2 separate regions of the Homo sapiens genome follow, and region 1 is linked to region 2. Evidence: chromatin loops called from intact Hi-C (ENCODE). Cell type or tissue: Caco-2. All regions are shown on one strand. Each heading gives the region's core, and the rest is flanking DNA. Links, peaks and the distances in the headings are about the cores only.

Region 1 (17,116 bases), core at 4,403-12,402, 60 kb before region 2:
GCAGCTGGATTGATAGAATGGTGGAATGGCCTTTTGAAGTCACAATTACAGTGTCAACTAGGTGACAATACTTGGCAGGGCTGGGGCAAAGTTCTCCAGAAGGTCGTGTATGCTCTGAATCAGCATCCAATATATGGTACTGTTTCTCCCATAGCCAAGATTCACAGGTCCAGGAATCAAGGGCTAGAAGTGGCACCACTCACCATCACCCCTAGGGATCCACTAGCAAAATTTTTGCTTCCTTTTCCTGCAACATTACAGTCTGCTGGCCTAGAGGTCTTAGTTCCAGAGGAAGGAACGCTGCCACCAGGAGACACAATGATTCCATTAAACTGGAAGTTAAGATTGCCACCCAGACACTTTGGGCTCCTCCTACCTTTAAATCAACAGGCTAAGAAGGGAGTTACAGTGTTGGCTGGGGTGACTGACCTGGACTATAAAGATGAAATCACTCTCCTACTCCATAATGGAGGTAAGGAAGAGTATGCATGGAATACAGGAGATCCATTAGGGCTTCTCTTAATATTACCATGCCCTATGATTAAGGTCAATGGGAAACTACAACAGCTCAAGCCAGGTGGGACTACAAATGGCTTAGGCCCCTCAGGAATGAAGGTTTGGGTCACTCCACCAGGAAAGAAAACATGACCTGCCGAGGTGTTTGCTGACGGCAAAGGGAATACCGATGGGTAGTAGAAAAAGGTAGTCATCAATACCAGCTATGACCATGCGACCAGCTGCAAAAATGGGGACTGTCATTGTCATGAGTATTTTCTCCTTCTTTTGCTAAAAACATATTTGTGCATGTATATACTTGTACTAAGAAAATATCTTCATTTTATTTCCTTTTCCTTTATCGTGTGACATAAGATTTATTGCCTTTATCTCAGCATTTAAGTATTGTTAACTTTATGTAATAGTATTTGGGTTGGGAATTGATGCGTTTCCATCTGTACGAAGGATAGTTGTATTATGTTAGGCATAATTATGACCTCATTATTGTCTTTATTTGAATATTATGTATGATCTCAGGAGATATATATGGGTTCAAGTTGACAAGGGGTGGACTTGTGATGGTTAACACTGAGTGTCAACTTGATTGGATTGAAGGATGCAAAATATTGATCCTGGGTGTGTCTGTGAGGGTGTTGCCAAAAGAGATTAACTTTTTTTTTTTTTTTGAGACAGAGTCTCGCTCTGTCGCCCAGCTGGAGAGCAGTGGCACAATCTATGCTCACTGCAAGCTCCGCCTCCCGGGTTCACGCCATTCTCCTGCGTCAGCCTTCCGAGTAGCTGGGACTACAGGCACCTGCCACCATGCCCGGCTAATTTTTTTGTATTTTTAGTAGAGACGGGGTTTCACCGTGTTAGCCAGAATGGTCTCGATCTCCTGACCTCATGATCCACTGCCTCGGCCTCCCAAAGTGCTGGGATTACAGGCGTGAACCACAGCGCCCGGCCAAGATTAACATTCGAGTCAGTGGGCTGGGGAAGGCAGATCCACCCTTAATCTGGTGGGCACAATCTAATCAGCTGCTGGCAATTAAAGCACGCTGAAAAACGTGAAAAGGAGAGACAGGCCCAGCCTCCCAGCCTACATCTTCCTCCTGTCCTGGATGCTTCCTGGCCTCGAACATCGGACTCCAAGTCCTTCAATTTTGAGACTCAGACTGGCTCTCCTTGCTCCTCAGCTTGCAGACAGCCTACTGTGAGACCTTGTGATCATGTAAGTTAATACTTAATCAACTGCATAGACAGACAGACAGATAGATAGATAGATATAGATATAGATATAGATATAGATATAGATATATATCCTATTAGTTCTGTCCCTCTAGGGAAACGTTACTAATACAGAAGGTCATATACCAGTTAAACTCTGCCATCTTGTCTTGTGCGCATGCTTAAGCACACTCACCCAGCTCCTGAGATCTTATCCGGAAGCTGCTGATCACCACCTTCAGGTGTTTTCTATCTATTGGGAGCCTGCCCTTCCCTGGCTCTGGCTGAGACCAATTATTATTTTAGAGAGACAGTTAACAACTGCAGAACCATCACCTGATGGTCGCCTGACATTCCTGGTGTGTGTTGGGGGGCGTGCAGGGGAGCTCTCTCCTGCCCTGCTCATGCCTGACTAACTACTATAACAAAATCACCAACAAAAAGCACAAAAATGCAAAAAATATAGTACTGAATTTACCATGAAAAGGATACTTATCTACAGTGTGAGCTGAAACAAGAAGGCAGGGTTTGGCTTTCTTGTACGTTGCTGGCAAACACACACATCAGGCAACACACATTTTTCACCGCTGTGTGCATATCCACAAATGACCATGAAAGTGCCATAAATGTCACTCTTGAGGCTACAAATTTTAGAAAGTGAATTCACAAATAGGGAATCCATGAATAATGAGAATTAATTATATTTCAACTGTCAGAATAATAAGTAAATGCCACGTGGGGGTGGGTGAGGTGAAGAAAAGTTCTTGGAATTTTTGGCCGTCAAAAGATTTCTTTTTTCAGTGAGAATATTGAGGGCTGGGTGCAGTGGTTCATGCCTGTAATCCCAGCACTTTGGGAGACTGAGGCGGGCAGATCACCTGAGGTCAGGAGTTCGAGACCAGCCTGGCCAACATGGTGAAAACCTGTCTCTACTAAAAATACAAAAATTACCTGGGCGTAGTGACGTGCGCCTGTAATCCCAGCTACTCAGGAGGCTGAGGTGGCAGAATCACTTGAACCTGGGAGGCGGAGGTTGCAGTGACCCGAGATAGTGCCACTGCACTCCAGCCTGGGTGACAGAGTGAGACTCAGTCTTAAAAACAAAAAAAGAATATTGAGGACGTGTTGCATATTGAACAGTGTACCAGGCAATCTGGGTGCCAGAGAAAAGCAGTTCTAGTCCTGTCTCATCTTAATGGATGAGTAAGACACAGACATATGAAAATATGCAATGACTTCGGAACACTGTAAATTACAATCAACAAATAGAAGACAGCATAGTGAAAACCTGTGTACCTGGGTGATGATGAAGAAATAGACCTTGAAGCAATCAGAAAAGTTGAACATTAATTAGGAAAGACTGTGGAGTGGTGTGGGTTTGAGCTGAGTGTTCTCTTTCTTGTTTGGTTTGGTTTTGCTTTAAATCAGCCATGATATCCAAAATGAATGTGATTTGCAAGAGAGGGTTAATGTGACCTTGTACACTGGATGTTTTTAATAAATAAGGAAAGGCAGGGCCGGCTGGTAGATTAGCTAGACCGAGATACACGGCCCTGCAGTAGCTAGGAGGGAGAGAGGGCAGGGAACCAGGTAAGATTGAGGAGCGGTGGACTTGAGGAAAGGGTGCAGGATATGCCACTGTGAAAAGATGCAGTGGGCCAGGCGCGGTGGTTCACGCCTGTAATCCCAGCACTTTGGGAGGCTGAGGTGGGCAGATCATTTGAGGTCAGGCATTCAAGACCAGCCTCACCAACATGGTGAAACCCTATCACTACTAAAAAATACAAAAATTAGCCAGGTGTGGTGGGGTGCACCTGTAATCCCAGCTACTCAGGAGGCTGAGGCACAAGAATTGCTTGAACCTGGGAGGCGGCTAGCTCAAAAAAAAAAAAAAAGAAAGAAAAGAAAAAAAGACACAGTAAAGTCTAGTGGGGAAAAAAACCCCAAAAACTCTAGTTTGTTTTCTCCCAGAGAAAAGTAGGGAGACCACATGTCCTGATTTGCCCGGTCAGTCTCAGTTTGCTTGTGTTGTAGGTCGGTAACACTGTTAATTATCTTTAGTGTCTCTTTTCGTCTTCAAAAGTGCCTAGTTTTGGGTAATAAATTATTCGGTGATTCTAAAGGACCCAGAATGAACTGAAAGCCACACGATGTTTAACAAATCTTGATAAAGGCTACATCAGCAAGTATCAATGCACTAGTAAAGTCAGGAAGGGAGACAGAGCTGGACTGTCAGTCATCACTCTTTCCAGGACAGGTTCTTCTCTTATTACCTTATGGATTTTGGTAACTTTTGAAGTTTATATATATGTTTTTTAAGTTGAATAAACACTTGACACTTGGTGGTTTAGTTGGTTGTGGATGAAGCAGGATATTCGCATGTGCTTTCCTTGGCTTTATCTTTGCAGACTTCATTACTTAAAAGTTAATCATCAGAGACATACTTCTCAACTCATCCTCAGGAGCTAAGTAAGAAGAACACAGACGCATGGTGCTATAGTCTATTTAAATGTGCTGGACTGGTTATAGCAAAGTTAAATATCACAGAGCAGGTTCTGCGCATGTGCCGTCCACAACCTAAGCCACGTTGACACCTTAGAACAATTTTTTCTTTTTAGATGGAGTCTCACTCTGTCGCCCAGGCTGGAGTGCAGTGGCGCAATCTTAGCTCACGGCAACCTCCGCCTCCCAAGTTCAAGGGATTCTCCTGCCTCAGCCTCCCGAGTAGCTGGGACTACAGGCATGTGCCACCACACCCGGCTAATTTTTTGTATTTTTAGTAGAGATGGGGTTTCACCATGTTAGCCAGGATCGTCTCGATCTCCTGACCTCATGATCTGCCCGCCTCAGCGTCCCCAAGTGCCGGGATTACAGGCGTGAGCCACTGCATCCAGCCAGAACAATTTTTATTTAAAAAGAGTAAAACATAGCAAGGCACAGTGGCACACGCCATGAGGTCAGGAGTTCAAGATCAGCCTGGCCAAGATGGTGAAATGCCATCTTTACTAAAAAATACAAAAAATAGCCGGGCTTGGTGGTGGGTGCCTGTAATCTCTGCTACTTGGGAGGCTGAGGAGGGAGAATCACTTGAACCCAGGAGGTGGAGGTTACAGTGAGCTGAGATCACGCCACCACACTCCAGCCTAGGCGTCAGAGCGAGACTCCATCTCAAAAACAAAAAAAGACTAAAACAACATAGACAGGCATGGTGGCATGTGCCTGTAGTCCCAGCTACTCAGGCTCTTAGGTTTTTGGTGAGAATGTTATACTTTGATAATATTTACATTAGAAAACTATGATCCACAAATATATTTATTGAGACAGGGTCTCGCTGTGTCACCCAGGCTGGAGTGCAGTGGCATGATCATAGCTCCTTACAGCCTTGAATTCCTAAGCTCAAATGATCCCCCCTGCCTCAGCCTCCCAAGTAACTAGGATTATAGGTGCATGCCACCACTCCTGGCCCACAGACATTTATTTTAAAAACAGCTTTATTAAATTGGAATCCCCAGTAGTGCAGTGAAAGTTTCTTTTAAGATTGCAACACATTGGAACTAAATTAAAGTATCTTTTTTTCTAATGTTCTATTTTTCCCAGAAATCCTGGCATCACTTTGCCCCCAAAAAACCCTTTAGAAAGCAAAACCTCAGAATATTCAAGAAATCAAATACTTTGTTTTTGTGTTTTTTAAAGTTAGGGAAAAACTTGTAAGAGTGCAATAGAATATGAAGGCAGGGTCCTCCTTGACCCCTCGACACTCTCTAAACAGGAAACGCTCATTTCACCTTGCTTTTTCCATTAGTCAAAAGATAGTAGCAGCTTTGATCTGTCCATAGCATGTTTATGTTGTTTTAGTTTTTTCATTTTCCCTGCTTGAGAATTTTTTTTAGGGTTTTTAAACAGTTTTGAGGTCAGAAAGTTCCAAGTTCAAATCATGTGATGATTTTTTTCGTTTTAAGAGATGGTGTTGGGCCAGGCGCGGTGGCTCACGCCTGTAATCCCAGCACTTTGGGAGGCCGAGGCAGGCAGATCACAAGGTCAGGAGATTGAGACCATCCTGGCTAACATGGTGAAACCCCATCTCTACTAAAAAAATACAAAAAAATTAGCCGGGCGTGGTGGCAGGCGCCTGTAGTCCCAGCTACTTGGGAGGCTGGGGCAGGAGAATGGTGTGAAGCTGGGAGGCGGAGCTTGCAGTCAGATGAGATCGTGCCACTGCACTCCAGCCTGGGTGACAGAGCAAGACTCCACCTCAAAAAAAATAAAATAAAATAAAAGAGATTGTGTCTTGCTTTGTCACCCAGGCTGGAGTGCAGTGGCACAACCGCAGCTCATTGCAGCCTCGAATGCCTGGCTCAAGTGACCCTCTCACCTCAGCTGCCTCTTGTACAGCCTGTAGAACCATGAGCCCAATAAACCTCTTTTCTTTACAAATTACCCAGCCTCAGGTATTCCTTTAAAGCAACACAAAACAGACTAAGATAGGGCCTGAACTGGTTCAACTACTTTGGAAAACAGTCTGCATTACTATTTATATTTGAACAGGTGTGTACTCTAAAACCCAGCAATTGCACCCCTAGATATATATACCCTTAAGGAAATCTTGGACAAGTGCACCAGGAGACTTATATTAAAATGGTACCCAGCCTGGGCAACATCATAGATAATCAGCCCAGTGAATTTTCACAAAGTGAACATAGCCATGGAACCAGCATCAGGATCATGAAGCAAAACACGACCACCCCTGGAAAGCCCCTTGTGGCTCCTTCCAGTTATCAACAGTACCCCAAAGTCACATCCGTTCTGACCCCCAACACCAGTTTTTCCTTTTTTTTTTTTTTTTTTTAATAAAGATGGTGTCTTGCTATAGTGCCCAGGCTGGCTTCCAACTCCTGGCCTCGAGTGATCCTCCTGCCTCAGCCTCCCAAAGGGCCGGGATGATAGGTGTGAATCGCTGTGCCCTCCTGTTACTTTTTTTTTTTTTTTTTAAGCAGAATCTTGCTCTTTCATTTAGGCTGGAGTGCAGTGATGCAATCTCAGTTCACTGCAATCTCCGCCTCCTGGGTTCAAACGATTCTCCTGCCTCAGTCTCCTGAGTATCTGGGGCTACAGGTGTGTGCCACCACACCCAGCTAATTTTTGTATTTTTAGTAGAGACAGGTTTTCACCATGTTGACCAGGCTGGTCTCGAACTCCTGGCCTCATGTGATCCGCCCGCCTTGGCCTCCCAAAGTGCTGACATTACAGGAGTGAGCCACCGAACCAAGCCCCAGCTATTAGCTTTGAACAAAGACTCATCAGAGGAAAAGCTTGTTTCTTATTTGTCTTATTCATATTTTATCCCTATGCCTGGCACAGTTCCTGGTGCATAATACTTGTTTAATCACATAGGTCAAATGAGTGAGAACAAGCAGACAGGCATCTGACTTTTACAAGACAGTTGACCAAATTAACATAATAATATACAGGGGGAAAGTGATGCTTGATTTCGATGAGAACTAAGATCCAGGAATGCTAACTCAGAAATGAGTTGAAAATTCAAACTTTGAACAGAAGACTACACTTTAGTTTTCTCTTGTAACAATTGTAAACAACTGTAATCAATCTAAAGCTCTGTAAAGCTTTGCTTAGGACTTCCTCAACTGTCCTACAAACACATGCACTGTCCCTGCTGAGGCCGACCTCCGGGGACCTTGTGTCTCCGTCTCACTTGTCAGCGACCCTGTGTTACAGAGACCCTCCTGCCTGACCAATGCAGCCAAGAAATGACTATTTTCAGCCTTCCCTGCCCGACTCCAGGGCCCGGTCAGTCCGAGGACAGAATAGTCATCCTCTCCCTAGGCCAAGCATGTGACCCCAGCCTGAGTGCTTCCCGCCCCAATGAATGAGATAATGAGAGGCCAAATAAGGTTTCAAAACACGCATTGCCTCAGAATTACAGTTTTCCTTAACTGTACTTTTAAATAGCTGGGATTAAGAGCCAAGCACTGCCAAATCGCAGCTTAGCAAGAGAGATCTGTCAACTGTGAGAGATAACAAAAGAAGAAAACCCATTTCAAGCTTTGAACTGCTGTTCCTAAATGATTCCCAGAGAAATACAAATAAATTATATCTTTTGAAGGGCAGATTCATGATGAATGATCTTGTTAGATTGGGGTTCCAAATACTTATTCAAGATACTTCAGAATTTTAAAGGAGCACTTTGGGAGGCTGAGGCAGGCAGATCACTTGAGGTCAGGAGTTCGAGACCAGCCTGGCCAACATGGTGAAACCCCATCTCTACTAAAAATACAAAAATTAGCTGGGCATGGTGGCAGGCACCTTCTCAGGAGGCTGAGGCAAGAGAATCGCTTGACCTCGAGAGGCTGAGGGTGCAGTGAGCTGAAATCATGCCACTGCACTCCAGCCTGGGCAACAGAGCGAGACTCTGTCTCAAAAAAAAAAAAAAAGGTAAAGGGAGCAAGTCTTGACCATGAAAATGACTTCATTTAGAGGATGCTGTCCTCCAATCTGCCCCACTCTCCTCCCCAAAGATCTGTGGTAATTTCTCAGAGATAAGCCTTCAAAGACTCCAGGCAGAGCTAAAGCCCCAACTGGAGATACACAAATCCATTTTATCCACATTGTAAGCAGTCTTCAAAAACAGGAATGTTCAAGCCAGAAACACATTGAATTTGCCTGAGAAAGCTGAGTGGAGAAAGCAATTCTTTCTCCTTTCTACCTCTTTCCAGTTACGTGTGATTGGAGGCCCTTCAGCCAGTGTAATCTTTGCCCAAGCTGCTCCTCTGTGTGGGATGGCAGGGCTAACCTCGCTGCCTGGAGAACTTCAGCTCCACCTACAAGACCTCTGTCCTCAGCCCTTCTTTGAAGCTTCTCCGGTGCCTCCAGGCCCTCTCAGATGTTACAACAAATAACTGAGAAAGAATTTATGGTGGAACTTAGCAAATCAGCAACAATGACAAATCAACAAGAAAAAGACAAACAATCCAATAGAAAAATAGACAAAAACTGGAATCTGCACTTCAAAGAAATACGAAACTCAAATGGCCAATAAATGCCAATATGCTCAACCTCATTAATAATCATGAAAGTACAAGTTAATACCTACTTCATGAGTTAATATCTAATACAGTCGGATCATGCTACATGCCTGACAGATGGAAAAAAATTTACAAGTCTGACAATGCCCAGTGTCAGTGAGAATATGGAGAGAAACGGTCATGTGCTCCTGGTAGGGGTACGCTATCATTTGGGCCTCTGTCCCTCCAAATCTTATGTTGAAATGTGATCCCCAAGGTTGGAAGAAGGGCCTAATGGGAGATGTTTGGTTCATGGGGCAGGTCCCTCATGAATAGATTATTGCCCTCTCTGGGGAAGGGGGTCAGTTCTCACTCTATTAGTTCTCATGATTGCTGGTTGTTAAAAAGGAGCCTGGCACTCGCCGACTCTCCTGCTTCCTGTCTTGCCTTGTGACCTCTGCACATGTTGGTGTCCCTTTGCCTTCTGCCATGAGTAGGAAGTAGCCTGAGGCCCTCATCAGAAGTAAGTGCTGGGGCCACGCCTCTTGTATAGCCGGTAGAACCATGAGCCCAATAAACCTCTTTTCTTTATAAATAACCCAGCCTCAGGTATTCCTTTAAAGCAACACAAAACAGACGAAGATAGGGTCTGAACTGGTCCAACTACTTTGGAAAACAGTCTGCATTACTATGTATATTTGAACAGGTGTGTACTCTAAAACCCAGCAATTGCACCCCTAGATATATATACCCTTAAGGAAATCTTGGACAAGTGCACCAGGAGACTTATATTAAAATGTTACTCAGCCTGGGCAACATAGTGAGACCCCATCTCAACAAAAAAATTTTAAAAATTAGCTGGGCATGGTGGCATGCACCTATGGTTCCAACTGCTTGGGAGGCTGAGGTGGAAGGATCGTTTGAGCCCAGGAGGTTGAGGCTGCAGTGAGCTGCAATCACACCACTGCACTCCAGCCTGGGTGACAGAGTGAGACCTTGTCTCAAAAAAAATTAAAAAAGTTCCAGTGATGTTTACAATAGCCAAAATGAGAAACAACTGAAATCTTTATTAAAAGTAAAATGGATAAGGCCGGGTGCAGTGGCTCATGGGTGTAACCCCAGCACTTTGGGAGGCCAAGGTGGGCAGATCACTTGAGGTCAGGAGTTCAAGACCAGCGTGGCCAACATGATGAAACCCCATCTCTACTAAAAATACAAAAATTAGCCAGGCGTGGTGGCATGCACCTGTAATCCCAGCTACTCAGGAGGCCGAGGCATGAGAATCACTTGAACCTGGGAGGCAGAGGTTACAGTGAGCTAAATTCACACCACTGAACTCCAGCCTGGGAGACAGAGTGAGACTCTGTCTCAAAAACAAAACAACAAAACAGAAAAAGTAATATAGATAAATTGTGGTACATCCACACTATGGAGTACTATACAGCAGCGAACATGGATGACTACTGATGTGCACATCAATATGAATGAATCTCACAAGCATGTTAAGTGAAAGAAACAAGTTAGAGAAGACTCTTCCATTAAAGTATATATTTTTTATTTCTATGAAGTTCAAAAATGTCAAAACTAACCAGTGGGAGCCTTTGGCAGGTAATTAGGTCCTCAGGAGCCCCCATGAGGGATCAGTTCTCTTATAAGAAGAGGAAGAGAACTAGCTCTCTTTCTGTCATGTAAGGATACAGGGAGAGGTCAGCTCTCTGAAACTGGAAAAATGACCCTCAGCAAGAACCCAACCCTGCTGGCATCCCAATCTGACTTCCAATCTGCAGAACTGTAAGAAAGAAATTGTTGGCTAGGTGCCGTGGCTCACGCCTGTAATCCCAGCACTTTGGGAGGCCAAGGTGGGTGGATCGCTTGAGCCATGGAGTTCAAAACCAGCCTGGGCAACATGGTAAAACTCCATCTCTACAAAAAAATACAAAAATTAGTGGGGTGTGGTGATGCCCACCTGTAGTCCCAACTACTCAGGTGGCTGAGGTGGGCGGTTTGCCTGAGCCCAGGAGGTAATGGCTGCAGTGAGCTGTTATGGTATTACTGCACTCCAGCCTGGGTGACAGAGCAAGACCCTGAAAAAAGAAAGACAAAGAAACAAAGAAAAAAAGAGAAAGAGAGAAAGGAGAGAAAAGAGAGAAAGGAAAAGAAAGGAAGAAAGGAAGAGCAAGAAAGCAAGAAAAAGAAAGGAAGGAAGAGAAGGGAAGGAAGGAAGGAAGGAAGAAAGAGAAGGGAAGGAAGGAAGGAAAGAAAGAAAAGAAAGGAAAGAAAGAAGGGAGGGAGAGAGGGAGAGATTGCTAATCAGAACAGTTCGTGGCATTTTGTTATAGTAGCCCAAGCTGACTAGGACAAGGTGTATTCAGATTTTCTAATTTCTTCATGATTGAGTTTTAGTAAGTTGTGTATTTCTAGGAATGTGTCCATTTCATCTAGCTTATCCAATTGGTTGGCATATCCATACACATTTTAAACTCAGGTTGTAAAAAATCCTCTTTCTCATATTCCCCTTCAAAAAACTATTGCTATTAGTTAAGATTATGATTATTTTATAAATAATATTTTTGTAATATTTTTCTTTAATTCTATGTAGATTGCAATTTTAAAGTTTTTAATTTTCTAACTAATGCTGGCATATAGAAATACAATTGATTTTTATATATTTATTTTGTATCCTGAAATACATCTGGTCTTGTTTCTTTATTCCTAATTATTCCTAATAATGAGGTTGAGCATATCTTCGCTTACTGGCCACTTGAGTTTCCTCTTTTGCAGTGCAGATTCCAGCCTTCTGTCTTTTTTTTTTTTTTTTTCTTTGAGACAGAGTTTTGCTGTTGTTGCCCCAGCTGGAGCTTACTTACTTACTTACTGTCACCCATGCTGGAGTGTGGCGGTGTGACCATGACTCACTACAGCCTCCACCTCCTGAGCTCATGCAATCCTCCTGCCTCCGTCTCCTGAGTACCTGGAACCCCAGGCCTGTGCCACCACACCTGGCTATTTATTTTTTTTTATTTTTGTAGAGAGAAGATCTCACCATATTGCCCGGGCTGGTCTTGAATTCTTGGGTTCAAGTGATCCTCCTGCCTCAGCCTCCCAAAGTGGTGGGATTATAGGTGTGAGCCACCACACCCAGCCCATAATGGCAGGTTATACATGGCATAATGTATAATGGCATATAATGGAATAATGCCATAATGCCATAAAGGCAGGTTATACATTAGCAACATGGACTTCCACTCACCAAGGCCATCCTGGCTATAGCCACTGCTACTGCCCAACCTGCCAGAAGTCAACACTGAACCCCTGATACGGCACTCTTCTCCAAGATGGTCAGCCAGCTACTTGGTGGCAGATTGATTACATTGGACCGCTTCATCATGAAAAGAGGAATGTTTTCTTCTTACTAGGATAGACACTTACTCCGAATATGGATTTGCCTCCCCAACATGCAATGCTCCTGCCAAAACTACCATCTGAGGACTTACAGAATGCCTTATCTTCCATCAAGGCATGCCACACAGCATTGCTTCTGACCAAAGAACTCACCAAAGATGTGTGGCAGTGGGCTCATGCTCATTAAATTCACTGGTCTTACCCTATTACCCACTGTCCTGAAACAGCTGGCTTGACAGAATGGTGAAATATCCTGTGGAAAACTCAGTTACAGGGCCAGCTAGGTGGCAGTACCTTGCAGGCCTGGGGCAAGTTTCTCCAGAAGGCTGTATATGCTCCGAATCAGCGTCCAATATACAGTGCTGTTTCTCTGGTGGCTGGGATTACTCCTAGTGATCCACTAGCACAATTTTTGTTTCCTGTTCCTACAACTTTTTCCTCTGCTGGCCCAGAAGCCTTGGTTCCAAAGGGGGTAGTGTTTCCACCAGGAGACACAACAATGCTTTCACTGAGCTGGAAGTTAAGACTGCCATCTGGCCACGTTGGACTCCTCATGCCTCTGAGTCAACAGGTCCAGAAAGGAGTTACGGTGCTGGCTGGGGTGATTGATCCAGGGTACAAAGGGGAAATTGGACACTACTCCACCATGGAGGTGGGGAAGAGTATGTCTAGAATACAGGAGATCCATTAGGGCATCTGTTGGTACTACCGTGCTCAGTGATTAAACCAATGGAAAAACAACAGCCCAATCCAGGCATGACTAATGACACGGACCCTTCAGGAATGACCCCCCTGGGGGGTCAGCCTACCTGGTAAAGAACTATGTGCTGGGTGGGCATCATCTGGTCCCTTGAAGGAACAAATAGAAAAAAATAGGCAAACTCTCTTTTTTTTCCCTCACTCTCTCTCTCTGTCTGTCTCTCTCTCTCTCTTTCTTTTCTCTCTCTTTTTCTCCTTGAGCTGGGACATCCATCTTCTCTCACCCTTGGAGATGGGACCTCTTGAGTCTTGGGACTTTGGACGCCCCCAGGACATACATCAGCAGCCTCCCTGGTTCTCAGGTCTTGTGTATGGAGTGGGAGTGACACCATTGTCTCCCCTGGTTCTCAGGACTTCAGACTTGGAATAAATGATACCACTGGCTTTCCTGTGTTTCCAGACTGTAGGTGGCATCTTGTGGGACTTTTCAGGCTTCATAATTGCATGAGCCAATTCCCATAATAAACCCCCTTTTTATATAACTATGTATTTATATTGTATTGATTCTGTTTCTCTGGAGAACTGTGACTAATATTGTTGCCATACAAGTATCCATTTCTGTCCCTGTTTTCAATTCTTCAGGTATACTCCTAGGAGTATAAATGCTAGATCATATGGTAATTATACTATATCTTTTTGAAGAATCGCAATGGCACCATTTTTTTTATTCCCATCAGCAATGTATGAGGGTTCCAATGTCTCCATGCCCTTGCCAATTCAGATGCTCCTCAACTTACAATGAAATTGTTATGCCCCAATAAACCCGTCATACACTGAAAATATTGTAAGTTGAAAAGGCTTTTTTTTTTTTTTTTGAGACCGTGTCTCGCTCTGTTGCCCAGACTGGAGTGCAGTGGCACGATCTTGGCTCACTGCATCCTCAACCTCCCAGGCTCAAGCAATCTTCCCACCTCAGCCTCCCAAGTATCTGGGACTACAGGCACATGCCACCATACCTGGCTAATTTTTTTTTTTTTTTTTTGTAGAGACAGGGTTTGACCATGTTGCCCAGGCTGGTCTTGAACTTCTGGACTCAAATGATCTGCCCGCCTCGGCCTCCCAAAGTACTAGGATTACAGGCATGAGCCACCACACCTAGCCAAAAATGCATTTAATACACCTACAACCAGCCCAGAAAAAGATACGGTTTTCTAGTGAATGCATCTTGCTTTTGCACTGTCATAAAGTAAAAAAAATCCTGTCAAACCGTTATAAGTTGGAGATCATTTGTACTTGTTATTTTCTGTAGGTGTTTTGTTTTTTAAATTATAGACATCCTAGTAGATGCGAAGTGGTATTTCTTTGTGGTTTTGATTTACATCTTCCTAATAACTAAGAATGTTGAGCATCTTTTTATGTGTTTATTGGCTATATATTTTCTTTGGAGTAATGTCAGTTCAAATCCTTTGCCCATTTAACAATTGGATTTTCTTTTTGTTTTTGAGTTTTAGGAGCTCTTCAACTATTTGGGATATTAAATCCCTATGAGATATATGATTTACATATGAGAATCATATATGATGTCTCTTATTCTGTAGCTTAGCTTTTTCACTTTTTTGATAATGTCCTTTGGTGCAGAGAAGTTTTGAGTTTTGATGAAGTCCAATTTATTTATTTTTAATTTTGGTGTTGGTGTTTTTGTTGTCACATATAAGAATTTATTGCTGATTCCAAGGCCATTATGATTTACCCCCATATTTTATTCTAAGAGTTTTATCATTTTAGCCCTTGTATTTAGGCTGTTGATCATTCTGAGTTAATTTTTACTTACAGTATGAGGTAGGCATCCAACTTCATTCTTTCCCATGTGGAAATCTAGTTTTCCCAGTACTATTTTTTGAAGAGTCTATTCTTCCCCCATCAAAGGGACTTGGTACCATTGTCAAAAATTGGTTATAGGCTGAGCGTGGTGGCTTATGCCTGTAATCCCAGCACTTTGGGAGGCCAAGGCAGGTGGATCACCTGAGGTCAGGAGTTTGAGACCAGCCTGGCCTACATGGCAAAACCCCGTTTCTACTACAAATACAAAAATTTGCCAGGCATGGTGGCAGGTACCTGTAATCTCAGCAGGCACCTTGAACCCAGGAGGCGAGGTTGCTGTGAGCCGAGATTGCACCACTGCACTCCAGCCTGGGCCACAGAGCAAGACTCTGTCTCAAAAAAAAAAAATTGGTAATAGATGTATGGGTTTATTTCTGGACTCTCAATTCCATTGCATTGGTATATCTATCTTAATGCCAGTACTGCATTGTTTTGATTACAGTAGGTTTGTATTAAGTTTGAAATGAGGAAGTGTGAGTCTTCTGACTTTGTTCTTTTTCAGGATGATTTTTTTCTGTGCCCCTTGCAATTCCATATGAATATAAGGATCTATTTTCCTTTTTTGCAAAAAAGAAAAAAAGCTGTTGTTATTGTGGTAAGAATTGTGTTTACTTTGTAGATCACCTTGGGTGGTTTTGACGTCTTAGTATTCAGTCTTCCTACCTAAGAATATGGGGTGTTTGTCCATTTATTTAGATCCTTAATTTCTTTCAGCAATATTTGTAGTTTTCAGTGTACAAGTCTTTCTGCTCATTGTTTAAATTTATTTCTATGTATTGTCTTCTTGAAGATACTATTATAATTAATCACTTTCATAATTCCTTTTCTGATTTATTGCCAGTGTTTAGAAATTCAACTGATGTTTGCATGTTTATCTTGTACTCTACAACTCTGCTGAATTCCTTTATTAGGTCTAATAGCTTTCTTGTGGATTCCTTGGGATTTTCATATATAGGATCATAACTTAGAATAGATGGTTTTGCTTATTCCTTTTTAATTTGAGTGCCTTTTTTTTCTTTTACTTGTCTAATTGCTCTGGCTAGTGCTTCCAGTACCATGTTGAATACCAGTTGTGAAGGCAGCATTCTTGTCTTGTTCCTGATCTTAGGGGAAGAATTTCAGTCTTTCATCATTGAATATAATGTTAGCTGTGGGTTTTTCATAAAGGCCCTTTCATTATGTTGAGAACATTCCCTTCCATGTCTAGTTTTCTGAGTGTTTTTATCATGAAAGAATGTTGGGTTTTGTTAAATTCCTTTACTACATTAAGATGATCATGTGATTTTTTTTCATTCATTCTATTAATGTGATATATCTGTTGGTTTTTCTTTTCTTTTCTTTTCTTTTTTTTTTGAGACAGAATCTCACTTTGTTGCCTAGGCTGGAGTGCAGTTATGCAATCAAGGCTGACTGTAGCCTCAACCTCTCAGGCTCTAGCAATCTTCCCAGCTCAGCCTCCTGAGTAGCTGGAATTACAGGCATGCACCACCACATCTGGCTAATTTTTGTGTTTTTTGCAGGGACTGGGTCTCACTATATTGCCCAGGCTGGTCTCGAATTCCTGACCTCAAGCAATTCACCCATCTTGTCCTCCCAAAGTACTGTGATTAGTTTTTTAAATTTTAAGACAGGATCTCTCTGTCTCTGCAGCCCAGGCTTGAGTACAGTGGTACAATCATGGCTCACTGCAGCCTCAACCTTCTGGGCTCAAGAAATCCTCCTGCCTCAGCCTCCCAAACAGCTAGGAGCACAGGTGTGCACCACCACACCCAGCTAATTTTTTTTTGTTTTTTGTAGAGACAAGGTTGCGCCGTGTTGCCCAGGCTAGTCTTGAACTCCTGGGCTCAAGCAATCCTCCCGCCTTGGCTTCCCAAAGTGCTGGGATTACAGGTTTGAGCCACTGCTCCTATTTAATTGAGGAGTTTAATCCATTTACATTTACATTTAAGGTAATTTCTGAGGATTACTTTTGCCATTTTGCTATGTTCTGTAGTCTTATACATTTGTCCCTCATTTCCTCCAATACTTCCTTGTGTTTAGTTGAGTTTTTTTTTTGTTTGGTTGGTTGTTTTTTTTTTTTTTTTTTTTTCATTTGTGGGGAACGATTTTGATTCCCTCCTCATTTATCTATGTAGGTTTTTTTTTAAGATATCTTCTTTGTTGTTCACATGAAGTTTGCATTTAACTTTCTAAATATATGACAATATAATTTGAATAGCATTTGAGATAGAAAAAAATGAAGTAGCTTTCCTGCCATCACACACTCATCACAGAATACTTCACTTCTGGTCACCAAAATATGTGGAAGTTTTTCCCCACACACCACGCGATTCTCCAGTAGACAGCAACTGGGTGTCCTACAAGTCAATTCAACAGTGATACTATCTACTTGG
Region 2 (13,522 bases), core at 5,523-13,522:
TAAAAATAAACTGTCAAGTTGTCAAAAACTTAACTTGAATATATTAAACATTGTATTCTGATATTAAATTAAAATTTCTTTTTCTAAAGATTAAACTCCAGTAAAGTTGCAAATGAGCAAATAAAAATATTAGGAATTTTTCCTTCTTTTCTCAGACCGTTCAGGGATGAAATAATTAGAAATTTTATTAGCTAGTAATATATACTTTTTTCACATTTTAACACTATAAATGGGATCTGTCTTATTGGTAGAATATCATAAAGTACACTTAAATAATATACACATAAAATAATGCAGTTAAACATAAATACAGTTAATAAGCCCTTCCCTTCTAAGTAAATACTTTACTCCAATATTATAGTATTCCTTTCAGAAAACAAATCTAAACATCACAAATAAGAATTGTTTCTTCTGCTGCTCAGGAGGCTGAGGAAGGAGGATAACTTGAGCCCAGGAGGTAGAGGCTGCAGTGAGCCGAGATTGTGCCACTGCACTACAGTCTGACAGAGCAAGACCCTGTCTCCAAAAAAAAAAAAAAAAAAAAAAAAAAAAAAATTGTTCCTTTTGCTTCTGTTTCTAGGAACAATGCTTTGGAGCTTAGAATAAATAAATAATTACAAATCCTTCCTTCAGTCACAAGTATTCTTTTTCTTTCCCTCAGGTCAGACAGGTAATGTGCCAACAGTGTAACAAGGTTCAAGGGTGGCATATCTCACGCATGTGCGTGAACACCCAATCATCAACAAGCATTCTTGTTCAAAGTCAAGTCCACCAAGATTGGACTACTGTGGCCAGTATCAAAGCCTAGTTCATTGTGCTAGGATGGTGGTGTCTACCCTTTAATCTTACTTGATCTGGTAGCACAAACCTACTCTAGCAATAAGAACATTGTGTGTCACTTTTAGAAACATCAGGCTGGACATGGTGACCCAAGACTGTATTACTAGCACTTTGGGAGTTCAGGCAGGCAGAGTGCTTGAGCCCAGGAGTTTGAGACCAGCTTGGGCAACATCACGAAACCCCATCTCCACTAAAAATACAAAAAATTAGGGGGGCATGGTGGCACGAAACTGTAGTCCCAGCTACTTGGGTGCTGAGGTGGGAGGATGACCTGAGCTCAGAAAGTCCAGACTGCACTGAGCCGAGATGCACCACTGCATTCCAGCCTGGGCGACAGGAGTGAGATCCTGTCTCAAAAAAAGCCAAAAAACAAAACACATCCTAACATCTACCCTTATATTCTAATTCTCTAGAAGTTAGTGGAAGAAAGGTAAGAAAATGAACATGCAAAAAAACTAGTACATGTAAACGAAAATGAAAACAATGTTCTAGCCAATGGAGAAAGAATTAGTAGAGGCAAATGAAATGTAAGCAGAAGAAATGGCTTACTTGTGACATTTAGATGTGTTTTGTAAAAGAAATACCATGATACTGTCATAAAACCTATTTAGAAGGGCATGTTAAGTATAACTATAATATGTTTAACTGAAAAAAAAATCTTAAAACTGCTACTACATCTTCCTCATTTAGAGATGGGATTTCAAGATATTTGGAATTAAGGAAGAAATGTGTAAAATATCTAAGTTACTTGAGGTATTCACGATGTTAAAAATAAATACATTTTGAAGTTTGGGGGAAAAGTCTCCCCTTGTTCCTACTGTATTTCTACGATTATTTATTCTAGGGTTTTTTTATTTTTTTGAGACAGAGTCTCGCTCTGTCACTCAGGCTGGAGTGCAGTGGCATGATCTCGGCTCACTGCAACCTCCGCTTCCCAGGTTCAAACAATTCTTCTGCCTCAGCCTCCTGAGTAGCTGTGATTACAGGCACATGCCACCATGTCTGGCTATTTTTTGTATGTTTTATTAGAGACGGGGTTTCACCAGGTTGGCCAGGCTGGTCTCAAACTCCTGACCTCAGGTAATGCGCCTGTCTTGGCCTCCCAAAATGTTGGGATTACAGGTGTGAGCCAACGCGCCCGGACTATTCTAGTTTTATAATAAATGCCAGGAAGAGTATTTTTTAAGGAAGCGAGGGAAAAGACTAAGGATGACATGGAGGGACTGTAAAGTTTTCTCCTACTGGTTAGGGTAGGGTTTGTATTTCTGAGGGGACAAAAGAGAAACTATGTAAAACGAAATTTCAAAGATTTCCCCCAGATTTTCAAGACATGCAATGGGAAATATTTAAAAAGGAGACTTTAAAATACATTTCTCTTGCTAAAATTTATATGTTGGTAAAAATCTCACATATTGTCCAAGAATTTTGTATTGGATGAACTATTAAAATGTGGAAGCCATATATTTATATGCTTAGGATCAAAGAACTGCTTTTTTCTAAAAATTGGAATAATATTTTAAAACATTGTATATTAGCAACTTGTTTCCTAATACATAAATTTATATTTAACTTGAATTAAAATTCAATTTTTCAGTTTGCGGATCTGAGGTTTGGGTAATAACGTAACACGGTTTTGGTCATACACATTGCTACACGTTACCCCCTATTTTCAGTGGACAGTATATTTGTGAAGTTATAGGGCATATAAAAAAACTATCACAGACTTTAGAGTCAGAGAGACCTTGAGTCACATCTAAGCTCTGCCTTTAACTATATTTTAACAAGTTATTTGAGCTCCCTGAATTTCAATTTCTTTATGTATAAATGAGAAATACTACAAATAATAGTTCATATGGTGGTTACAAAAGTAGAATATACATGCAAAGGCAATAACCAAAGACTCCAGAGTCAGACTACTTGGGGTTTCACCCCTGGCTCTGCCACTTGCTATCTGTGCAACTCTGAGCAAGTTACTTGACCTCAGTTTCAGCTGGGCATGGTGGCACATGCCTGTAGTCACAGCTACTTGGGGGGCTGAGGCAGAAGGATCACTTGAGCCCAGCAGGTGGAGGGAGCAGCGAGCCACAGTCTTACCATCGTACTCCAGCCTGGGTGACAGACTGTCTCCCCCTCCAAAAACAGAGCTGCATGACATGAAAGCATCTCTAAGTAAACAACAAGCCTTGAACTAATAGATGTTAACAACTTTTGCCACAGCCCTCAATAGTAACATTACAGATTTCAGTTTTAAACTCTGCCAAATCCCTATTGCAATAATGAGAGCAGGTACTTTATTGGAAAGAAGTAAATTACAAAGAACCTGACACTTTTTTGTCACTTTTAGAAGACCCGTTTTAAACAAACAAGATAATAAAATGTACTGCCTTTCAAAAGGCTTAATAAACACAAACCTTTCCCAAAACATCTCCACTGCCTTTAGTATAGTTTGGAAGAGTACACGATCTTCTAGGTTTTTTCTTCAGTTCTTCTTGTTCTGATAGCTTTCTTTTCAGAAGTGCTTCAATGTGTGGCACCTATAATTTATAAAGAAAAATTAACTACAAGACCAATTACTCTTGAACCAGGCAGCCCATAATGACAGTGGAGAAAAATTAACAATTTAGATAACTAAAGAATATAAAGTTGGTAAGTAGGCATTATTAAAAAAAAAACTATCAGAAAATACACACACACACAAAGAAAACACAATTTTAAAAACCATGGTTATAGTAATATAAAGTTCCCACTTCACTGAATTTAAAAAAATCTTAGCCAAGAAATACACTACCTATAATAGGACTTCTCTTGAAACTGAGTTACACATATAAAAGAATATAAATTTTAAAAATCTAGATTGCTTTTTATTTTCTCTTATTTTGTTTACCATCACGTGTAGTGGTTATGCAGCCTTTTCAATGCAGTACTTGAACTGATGTATTATTAATTGCATTTATTGGTGTCATTACATTAAAAATACAAATTGCAATTTCTTTGAATAGAGCACTCTATCATTTTGTTAGTCATTTTTAATGTCTAGTGACGATAATGCACGTCTTTGTACCCTAAAACAACAATACTCAGAATTCCTAATAAAAACTGAATAATTGAGAAAATTGTAGAATAGACTTTAATAAAAAATCTTTCACGTATAGTTGGAAGCTGTACCTGTTGTGTTGTAGGAATGTCAATATTATGTATTTTTAGTTCATTTCGCAATTGGGCCTCTTTTAATCTTGCTTCTTCAACTTGACCTAAAATAAAAAACCAAAAATTTGCATCAATTTCTGATAGCCCCCAAATCATAGTTTTTGAAAAATATTTTAAAGTTCCTTTTGTTTTTTCCTTTTAATGTCTGTTGCTAAAATGAAAACTGATAGGTGACCATTTCAGAAATTCAAAATTAAACTATACATCTTAAGGCTCAATTCTGATATACAAAAATGAGAAAACAAAATTAATGCAACTAAAGGGAGATATGATATACTGCAAACTCCTAGTAATCTTGGATAAGTTACTTAATCTTAATCCACGAGTATACATAATTTATACATAATTGCACAAGGCTGTTCTCAAAGACTTTATAAAAACAATTTTTAGTGCTACACAAATGACATTATCTCACTACTAGATTTAGCTCCTATTATATTCTAAATATCCTTGATCTTGTGCAGGCATACACAAAAGTGAGTACTTTGAGGCAAGCGGTAAATATTTCTTGGTTAACTTGATCAAAATAACACAAGGCCAAAAACCTTAGCAAAAAAATATGACAAATGAAAAGGGAAGAGATGATAGAGCACAACTCAGAAAATGTCTTGTCTTTCAATTATATGAAACATTATTAAGAATTGCAGCAAACGTAGGCTGGGTGTGGTGGCTAACACCTGTAATCCTAGCACTTTGTGGGGGCCAAGGTGGGCAGATCACTTGAGGTAAGAAGTTCGAGACCAGCCCGGCCAACATGGTGAAACCCCGTCTCTACTAAAAATACAAAAATCAGCCAGGCGTGGTGGCATGTGCCTGTAATCCTAGCTACTTGGGAGGCTGAGGCACGAGAATCACTTGAACTTGGGAGGCAGAGGGTGCAGTGAGTGAGATCGTGCCACTGCACTCCAGCCTGGGCGACAGAGACTGTGTCTCAAAAAAAAACAAAAAACAGAAAACAAAACTAAACAAAACAAAACTGCAGCAAACTTTCTGTGAATTGACTCAAGAATAATTTACATATTTCAGTATCAGTGTGTGCTGCCCCAGATACCTCCATAGTATGACAAACTGCAGATGTTTGAAGTAAAATACAAACAGCTCATTACCCAAATGAAAAATTACATTACACATCACTCCCTTGGTGATATTATTATCCAGTATCTTTTGCCAGAAGCTAGAGCTAAATATAAACATTATTATTATGTAGAAAGCCTTAAATTTTCCACAGGTCCAGATTCCTAACAGAACGTGTTGATTTCTTTTAAGCAGGATACAAATTTATTTAAAATAAGAAATACTTCATCTTAAGAATTCTCAATGACAGTATCAACCATCATTACCACCTTTCTGAAACATTCTGTATTTTACTTGTAATTTAGGAAAGTGGAAGCTTGTTTGTGTATCACGATCTCACCTGCCTCATCATTCCCCAAAGCATAATTTTTGTCTTGAATACAAAATGACTTACATTTCATTTCATTAAGAAGCTGTTGGCTGGCTTCAAATAAACTTTTATACATAACAATAGACTGAGATAATTGGTCCTTTTCTTTTGTAAGTGCTGCCATTTGTTGCTGCTTCTTAACATCTAAGAAAAAAAATTGAGATAATTTAAATAATTTAAAAACTGACTTTTCTAAAATATGTCATAAAGTGGTTAGATAGCTAATAAACACCAAGTTAATGGAAAGCAAAACAAGGTTATCTAAAGTATCACTAACAACGGAGTTTAACCATTTATTTCCTAGAAACTTACCATTGTAAAACATGAACGGTAGGATATATGGTTCTAAGGTTCTTGATAAAAGTGGTAGCCGGGGCTCAAATACAATAAAATATTCAGTACTATCCCTTCCAGGACTACTTTCTGCCAGCACCAGACTCTGTACATATAAACAAACAATAGGGGAAAACAAGATTTAAAAAGAAAATTTACAACATATAAATGTTACATAACTCATTATGCTGTTTTCAAGTAAGTGGTTAATTTTAAAGGCCAAAGGCATAGGCTGATCCTTAAGATTCCATTAAACCATTATCACCACCACCACTACCCAAGACATACAACTTTTTACCTTCTGGTATTGGTTTGAAAGCCAAATGATCGTATCAATAAACAGCTTATGTGAAAAGTATATATGATAAAAAATTTCAAGAAAAAGTTATTTCCTTCACATTAGAGATGGCCACTTAAAATTTTGACCTGTAAAATCTTCTTGATTCTAACCTCTAAATTGAAAGCAGCATGAAAGAGCTGATAGTGTGAAAGTTATAAAAACAATCACAAAGCCCAATGCTGAGTTTAAGTTACAGCTGTTAACATGGAAATAGACCCATCAAAGTCCCAGGTGACAGAACAAGAGATTTTGAAAAGCTCTAAAGATTTTTTAAATTGTGTCTTTCTCATTAATGGATAAAAAACCTTTTGATATACTTTAAGACCAAAACATATAACTAGTAAATGACACAAATATATTTTTATCTGAAATGATTTTTTCACACAGTTCTAAGGGAAACGATAGTAGCTGTTTTTGTTTAGACTATAACAATACAATTTACAGAGAAGTAGTATTTTTAAAAAATCTAAATCGATATGGCACTGTAGGTCAATCCATGAAATAAAATTATAAATTACAGCTCACAGACTTTTTCCCAAAGAATATAGAATACAAGCCCACCATTAAACCAACTGCCAATCAGTTTCTGAATGTGGTTTTCAACAGACTTACATAAATGCAAACATGTATTTAAAAAATACTATTTGCATTTTAAAAATAAGTAACATATACTTTAGCAACTTGCTTTCAGCACTCGATTTGATCAATTCATGTGAATGTATAGATGCCAATTTAAAATTTATGTATAGTATAGTATATAGTACTATACTAGTAGTATAGTATATAGTACACTATATACTATACTATATACTGTATACTATATATACTAGTAGTATAGTATATAGTACACTATACTATACTACTCATTCATTGGGTGGCAAATATTTAGTATGTTTACAATTTTTAAACAATTATCTATAACATAGCAAAAATATATCTCCAAATGTTTCTCTGCAAATGTGTTTTCTGGGATGAATAATGAGAAGTATAAGTTTATTTTAAAAGGTAAGTATCAAATTTCCCTTATAAGAAGCTGTATCAATTTATCCTCTCACCAGCAGTATATGGGAGTGCCCAATTCCCCTTATGCTGGCCAACATTTAATATCAATCATATTTTTTTCTAAAAAGGGGAATTAAAAAGCAACCAGTCATTATTATTTTAACTAACATCTCCCTGAGTGGTACTGAAATCATGCTTCTTATGTTTACAGGTTATTTATATTTTCTTTTCCATTAATTGCCTGCTCATATTCTTTGCCCATTTATTTTTCTACCGGTTTGTCTTTTTTTTTTAATTGATTTGCAAGTAGTTCCTTAGGAGGTTTTAGAAATCTGTTCAATATATCAGTCCTTTAATTATATGTATCTAACATACAGTCATGCACCACATAACAATTCACTAACAAAGGACCACATGTACAATGGTGGTCCCAAAAGATTATAATACTGTATTTTACTATACCTTTTCTATGTTTAGATACACAGATACTATTATGTTAAAATTACCTACAGTGTTCAGTACAGTCACATACTGTACAGGTTTGTAGCCTAGGAGAAACAGGTTATGCTGCTGGGTGTGGTGGCTCATGCCTACAATCCCAGCACTTTGGGAGGCCGAGGTGGGTGGATCGTCTGAGGTCAGAGTTCGAGACAAACCTGGCCAACATGGTGAAACCCTGTCTCTACTGAAAAAACAAAAATCAGCTGGGTGTGGTGGGCACGCGCCTGTAGTCCCAGCTACTCGGGAGGCTGAGGTGGGAGGATTGTTTGAACCCAGGAGGCGGAGGTTGCACTGAGCCAAGAGTGCGCCAAAGCACTCCAGCCTGGGTGACAGAGCAAGACTCTGTCTCAAAAAAAAAAAAAAAAAAAAAAAGGAAATAGGTTGTGATATATAGCCCAGGTGTATAGTAGGCTATATCACCTAGGTTTAAGTATACTCTACGATATTTGCACAACAATGAAATCACCTGATGATGTATTTCTTAGAACATATGCCCGTCATTAAGTGATGACATGACTGCATACAGCAAAATCAATATTTCTCCTTAATTTACTACCTTAAAAACTTTTTTTTTCTACTACAGAATCAGATAATAAACCTGATTATCCAGTGTCAACAATTATCAACACATTGTCACTGTTCTTTTAATTCTGTTTAAGATATGCTTACGTACATAAAGTGTAACCTTTTTTTTTTTTTGAGACAGGGTCTTGCTCTGTCACCCAGGCTGGAATGCAGTGGCATAATCATGGCTCACTGCAGTCTCAACCTCTCAGGCTTAAGCTATCTTCCCACCTCAGCTGCCTGAGTAGCTGGGGCTATAGGTGCGTTGTCACCATGCTTGGCTAATTTTTAAATTTTTTGTAGAGATGGGGTTTTGCCATGTTGCCCAAGCTGGTCTTGAAATCCTGGGCTCCAGCAATCCTACCTTGGCCTCCCAAAGTGTTAAGGTTATAGGCATGAGCTACTGTGCCCCGCAGAAAGTGTAACTTTTAATGTAGTTAAATATAATCTTTTCCTTTTTATCTTGTTTGAAGAGGAATCTCCTATCTCAAAGTTTTATAGTTTTTAATCCCTGATGCATACCTACCAAGAAAAAAGGATAAACAGAATAACAGAAATGAAGAGTCCCAAACTGGATCCAAGTATAAACGGAAATTTGGCATATGAGAAACAAACAAATGCATATCAGAATGAAACTTAGACACTGCCATCAGAAATGTCCAGATCATGTAGGCAAATAATACAGTGAATCTGAATAGCACAATTAACAAACTTAAGCAACTACAAATTTAGATTGTAACTTTAAACAAAGCAATAATGTGGAACATTTACAAACATTGGTTGTGCTCTAGACCAGTGTTTCCTAAACTTCCCTAATGATAAGAATCACCTGCTTTTTAAAAATCAGATTCTAGAGCCCTGCTCCAGACATACTAAATCAATATGTGAGGCAGGAGCCAAGAAGGACTTGAGTTTTCTATTGATTCAGTGAGATATCAGGGTCCTCTAGTGGTAAGAGTACAATTTACATGCATGATGTGAAGAGATTTTTATATACAGCTGCTGGGGAATAGCTAAATCTCTTGTCTGAATCTCAGGAGTATATACAGCAGGTTTAGCAATTTCAAATGACCATAAGGGGGCCAAGAAAACTGGAGACAGGCCGGGCACGGCGGCTCACGCCTGTAATCCCAGCACTTTGGGAGGCCGAGGCGGGTGGATCACAAGGTCAGGAGATCGAGACCATCCTGGCAAACACGGTGAAACCCCGTCGCTACTAAAAATACAAAAAATTAGCTAGATGTGGTGGTGGGTGCCTGTAGTACCAGCTACTTGGGAGGCTGAGACAGGAGAATGGCGTGAACCCGGGAGGCAGAGCTTGCAGTGAGGGGCAATCGCGCCACTGCACTCCAGCCTGGGTGAGACAGTGAGACTCTGTCTCCAAAAAAAAAGAAAACTGGACATAGCTAAACAGGAAAACAGGTAAAGTTTTCTTTAGAAAACTTTCTTTAGAAAGAAGACTAGATGTCTTCTTCCAACACAAATCCACTCTGCATGTTAAGTATGTCTCCCCACTCCCCTTTGTTTTTCAACGTGGCTTTCATTACCTAATTTTTGTTAGAGCACAAGAAAATCTTACTTTATTCTCCACTATAATAAAAAAGGAAGAACAAGTGTGAATATAAGTGGTAAATACACATGTCCTCAATGTCAATAAATGAAAAGAAGTGGCATGGAAGCGGCTGACTGGAAACCAGACACACTGACAGGAGCAGTCACTGTTCAGGGTGCACATACAGCTGGCTAAGAGAATCCTCACCCAGTGTTGACAGATCTTTAGATTTCACCAAATAAATTAGAAATGCAGATTTTTATGTAAAAATTCCAGAACTTTAAATGTTGGAAACTAATTACAATGAAAATGCTGTACTGGTCAGTCACTGCCAGACCAATTGACAAGTCTTCAGGCCAGGTACAGCTGGCAGGCTCCTACCGTATAAGCCTAATTTTACTGAAACAATGTGATGCTGCAATGAGTTAGACACAGAAATGAACAACAACAAAAATACAAGAAAAGGTAACATTTCATATCTATTAGTACTGTTAGAATTACTGAAAAGATATCAAGAAAATTAATGGATTTGAAAAAGGGTCAATAAAATCCAGATATATCAAAAATTAAAGAAATTAAGGATATCAGAGATAGCACTGTGAATATGATCTGCCCCTCCAATATAAACAAAGGCAAGTTCTAAAAACAAAAGAACATCTCATGAAAAAGTACTTATATACCAAAGAGCACTAATATTTTTAAGAAAAAAATGAAAATTCTAAAAGAAATGGTCGGTAAACAATCTTAGAAAGATTAAAACCAAAAAATATTCGACAAAAATAAATTTTTAATCAGATACTTGGTTAGAATTTTTAAAAGTGTTCACACATATAGTGTTGCTAATATGAGTAAGATAGACATATACTTCTGGCAGGAATATAAACTGAAGAGCACTGGCAGTAACTACCAAAAGGCTTAAAATATGCATATCCTATCTCTAACGCATTCTGCTTCTAGTAATTTCTTAAAGAAATAATATATGCAAAAGGATATATAGTCATCCCTTGGTATCTGTGGGGTACTAGTTCCAGGACTCCCATAGATACTCAAATCCATGCATACTCACATCCCTGATATAAAATGGTGTCGTATTTGCATACAGCCTATGCACATACTCCATATACTTTGAATCATCCCTAGATTACTTAGTAATAACTACTAAAATGCTATGAAAATAGTTGTTGTATTGTTTATGGAATACTGACAAGAAAAATGTATGTATTCAGTACAGATGAAATTTTTTTCCTAATTATTTTTGAATCTACAGATGTGAAACCCACGGATATGGGGGGCTGACTATACATAGAAGAAAGCTAATGGAAGCACTGTTGATAAAAACAAACTTTAGAAAAGAACTAAATTTTCACTAAGGATTGATCAAATAAACTGTGGTCATTAATATACAATGATGTAGGCTTACTTTTACTAAGAATATATTAGAGATGTTGAACAAGAAAAGATTTTTATAAAGGCACAATTCTATTAATGAAATTTTACACCCTCCGAACATGTATATAAATCATATACACACATGGTATGCAGGCAGCATTAGTGTATATGCCGAAACTCTGGAAGGTAATACTAAGTTGCTAAGCATCTATTATCTCTGACAGGTGACAATATCTTGATTATTTATGGAGGTTCTTGCACTGTATATTTTTAAAATACAAATAAAACTATTTTCATTTTAGAAAAAAATGAGTAACAAAGACAAGTTGTTTAATTAAAATTTACCTGGGCTACATTTTTTGTTTCTATCCACATAACGGCAGCTTTTCAATGAAACATAAAACATCACGTACTGTCACTAAAGTTAAAAACAACTAGAATCAGAGAAAGCTGTTATCCCATAGGAAAAACGAGAGTCTTACTTATAAAGATCTTGGGTTCAATTTGTAATAGCAAAAACAGAAAATATTTCAGCTGACTTCCCAATTTAGTGCTATGATTAGAACATCTTCATAGCTATACAAAAGAAAAGGTGTCTTAATATGGTGGTTAAAAGCATTAAATACAGAAATTCTATCTACCAAAAGATATAAAAAATTTACCATGATTTCAGCCGAACCATTCACGAAGGGGAATTCAAGTGTTCTAACTTTCCCAATAAAAAGTGGGGTATCAGTATCTTCCTCATTAGAGCCTTTAATGGTGGCTATTATAGTGCCAACCAAATCAATTCCAGTATGGTTGTCGTAGTCATCCTTAAAACAAAAAATGGAAAACAATTAGAGAAACTGATGAGAAGATTAAACCCAGAGAAGAGCATGTACAAATCAGAAATAATACAGAGAGCCCCCAACATTAAATTATCTGGATCTTTCTTAGTCTAAGCACAAAATTCAGTTCTAAGTTTGAGTGTTCCACAGGCAAGAAATAGTTCCAGAAACCATAAAAGAACAAGAGACTTCAATACAACAGTTCCTACCTTACTAAATTACAAGGACTCCCATTTTAAAATATCACCTTTTCATGTACTTTTAGTACCTACAGATGTGAAAAAGTGCTTAATAAGTTATTATAAACTTGTAGTGACTTTAAATATTTTATTAACACCAGCAGCACCTGTATACATTTGAAAACCAATAGGCCTATATGTGTTTCTCACAATGTTCGGTGCTTATATGATATTCAAAGACCCTTGGAGTAATTCTATGGCACCGTTTACCCCAACAAGATGTTTTGGGAAAAGAAGAGATGTCTAGGGAAGAATAACCCATCATCTAAAACAGGAAAATAAACTGAAAGTAGACAAGCATCCCACCAACCAAATTTTCCATGAAGGTGCAGTCCCACTACTGTGTTTTACATGTTTTTGTTAATATTTTTGACAGCTGTGTTGCTGCTTATGCTTCATGAAATCTGCAGCCTTGGAGGAGCTCTGATTTTCTTTCTTAACTATGAGCAGTCATCAGAACAGATCTCTTTAAAAAAAATACTTATGTCCTTCAGTCCCCTCAGTGAACCGGACATTGAAGAGTCAATATAGTTCACACTCATTCGTGATAGATACACTAAACAGGTGAGTAAAGGTATGTATTAGAAAAGGTAGCAGCTGGGTGTGGTGGTTCACAGCTGTAATCCCAGCACTTTGGAAGGCTGAGGCAGGAGGATAACATGAGGTCAGGATTTCAAGACCAGCCTGGGCAACACAGCAAAACACAGCAAAACCCCACAGAAAAAAAATTTAAAACTAGCCAGGTGTGGTGCTGTGCACCTTGTGGTCCCAGCTACTCAGGAGGCTGAGGTGGGAGGACTGCTTGAGGTTGCAGTGAGCTATGATTGTGCCATGCTACTCCAGCCTGGGTGACAGAACAAGACCCTGTCTCAAAAAAAAAAAAAAAAAAAGGTAGGCAGATTGAGATTTCTGCATTTTGAGTCAGTTCTGCTTATTATTCTGAATTCATTTTATGTATAATGTTATATATTCTCTATTTGTATTCAAATACAAAGATATTTATAAATATTTAATTCATCTGCACAAGTTTTCCCTATAACCTTAATCAGAGTAACTGACAGAATCCATACAAATAATTTTGTACCCTAAAATCAAAGATAATTTTTCTTGTTACCCTTCGCAGTTTTGGAAGAAAATAAACATTACCGTGATACTAAGATGTAGATCTCTGACCAAGGTCCTACTGGCAACTGAGCGAACATTTGAAACAGCTGGTGTAGGTGGTTTAATTTTAGGTACTAACTTCACAGGTTGATTAGGCAGGACTTCAACTATAACCTT

What was found. A loop is a pair of places that touch in the nucleus more often than their neighbours do. Peaks named below come from ENCODE experiments on the same cell type or tissue, not always from the same donor. Only the 100,000 strongest peaks of a DNase experiment are listed, where the experiment ranks them.
Region 1: a loop joins it to region 2, with 12 times the contacts of the local background. A loop is called at or near these places in 2 of 110 quality-filtered maps.

Annotation. Positions count from the first base shown.
Region 1 is chr18:2,817,226-2,834,341 of GRCh38, reverse strand. No RefSeq gene overlaps it. Among named protein-coding and RNA genes, the nearest start is that of EMILIN2, 21 kb to the left of the region's middle. In Caco-2, for the core only: no CTCF peak of the experiment used is centred there; DNase peaks (open chromatin) are centred at 8,541 and 9,231.
Region 2 is chr18:2,762,102-2,775,623 of GRCh38, reverse strand. It overlaps SMCHD1 (structural maintenance of chromosomes flexible hinge domain containing 1), which reads right to left. Exons shown (of 48, transcript NM_015295.3): 36 at 13,388-13,519; 37 at 11,835-11,987; 38 at 5,804-5,930; 39 at 5,516-5,635; 40 at 4,006-4,091; 41 at 3,252-3,374. It also overlaps the pseudogene LOC124904372. Among named protein-coding and RNA genes, the nearest start is that of EMILIN2, 78 kb to the left of the region's middle. In Caco-2, for the core only: a CTCF peak has its summit at 9,164 (motif pointing left); no DNase peak of the experiment used is centred there.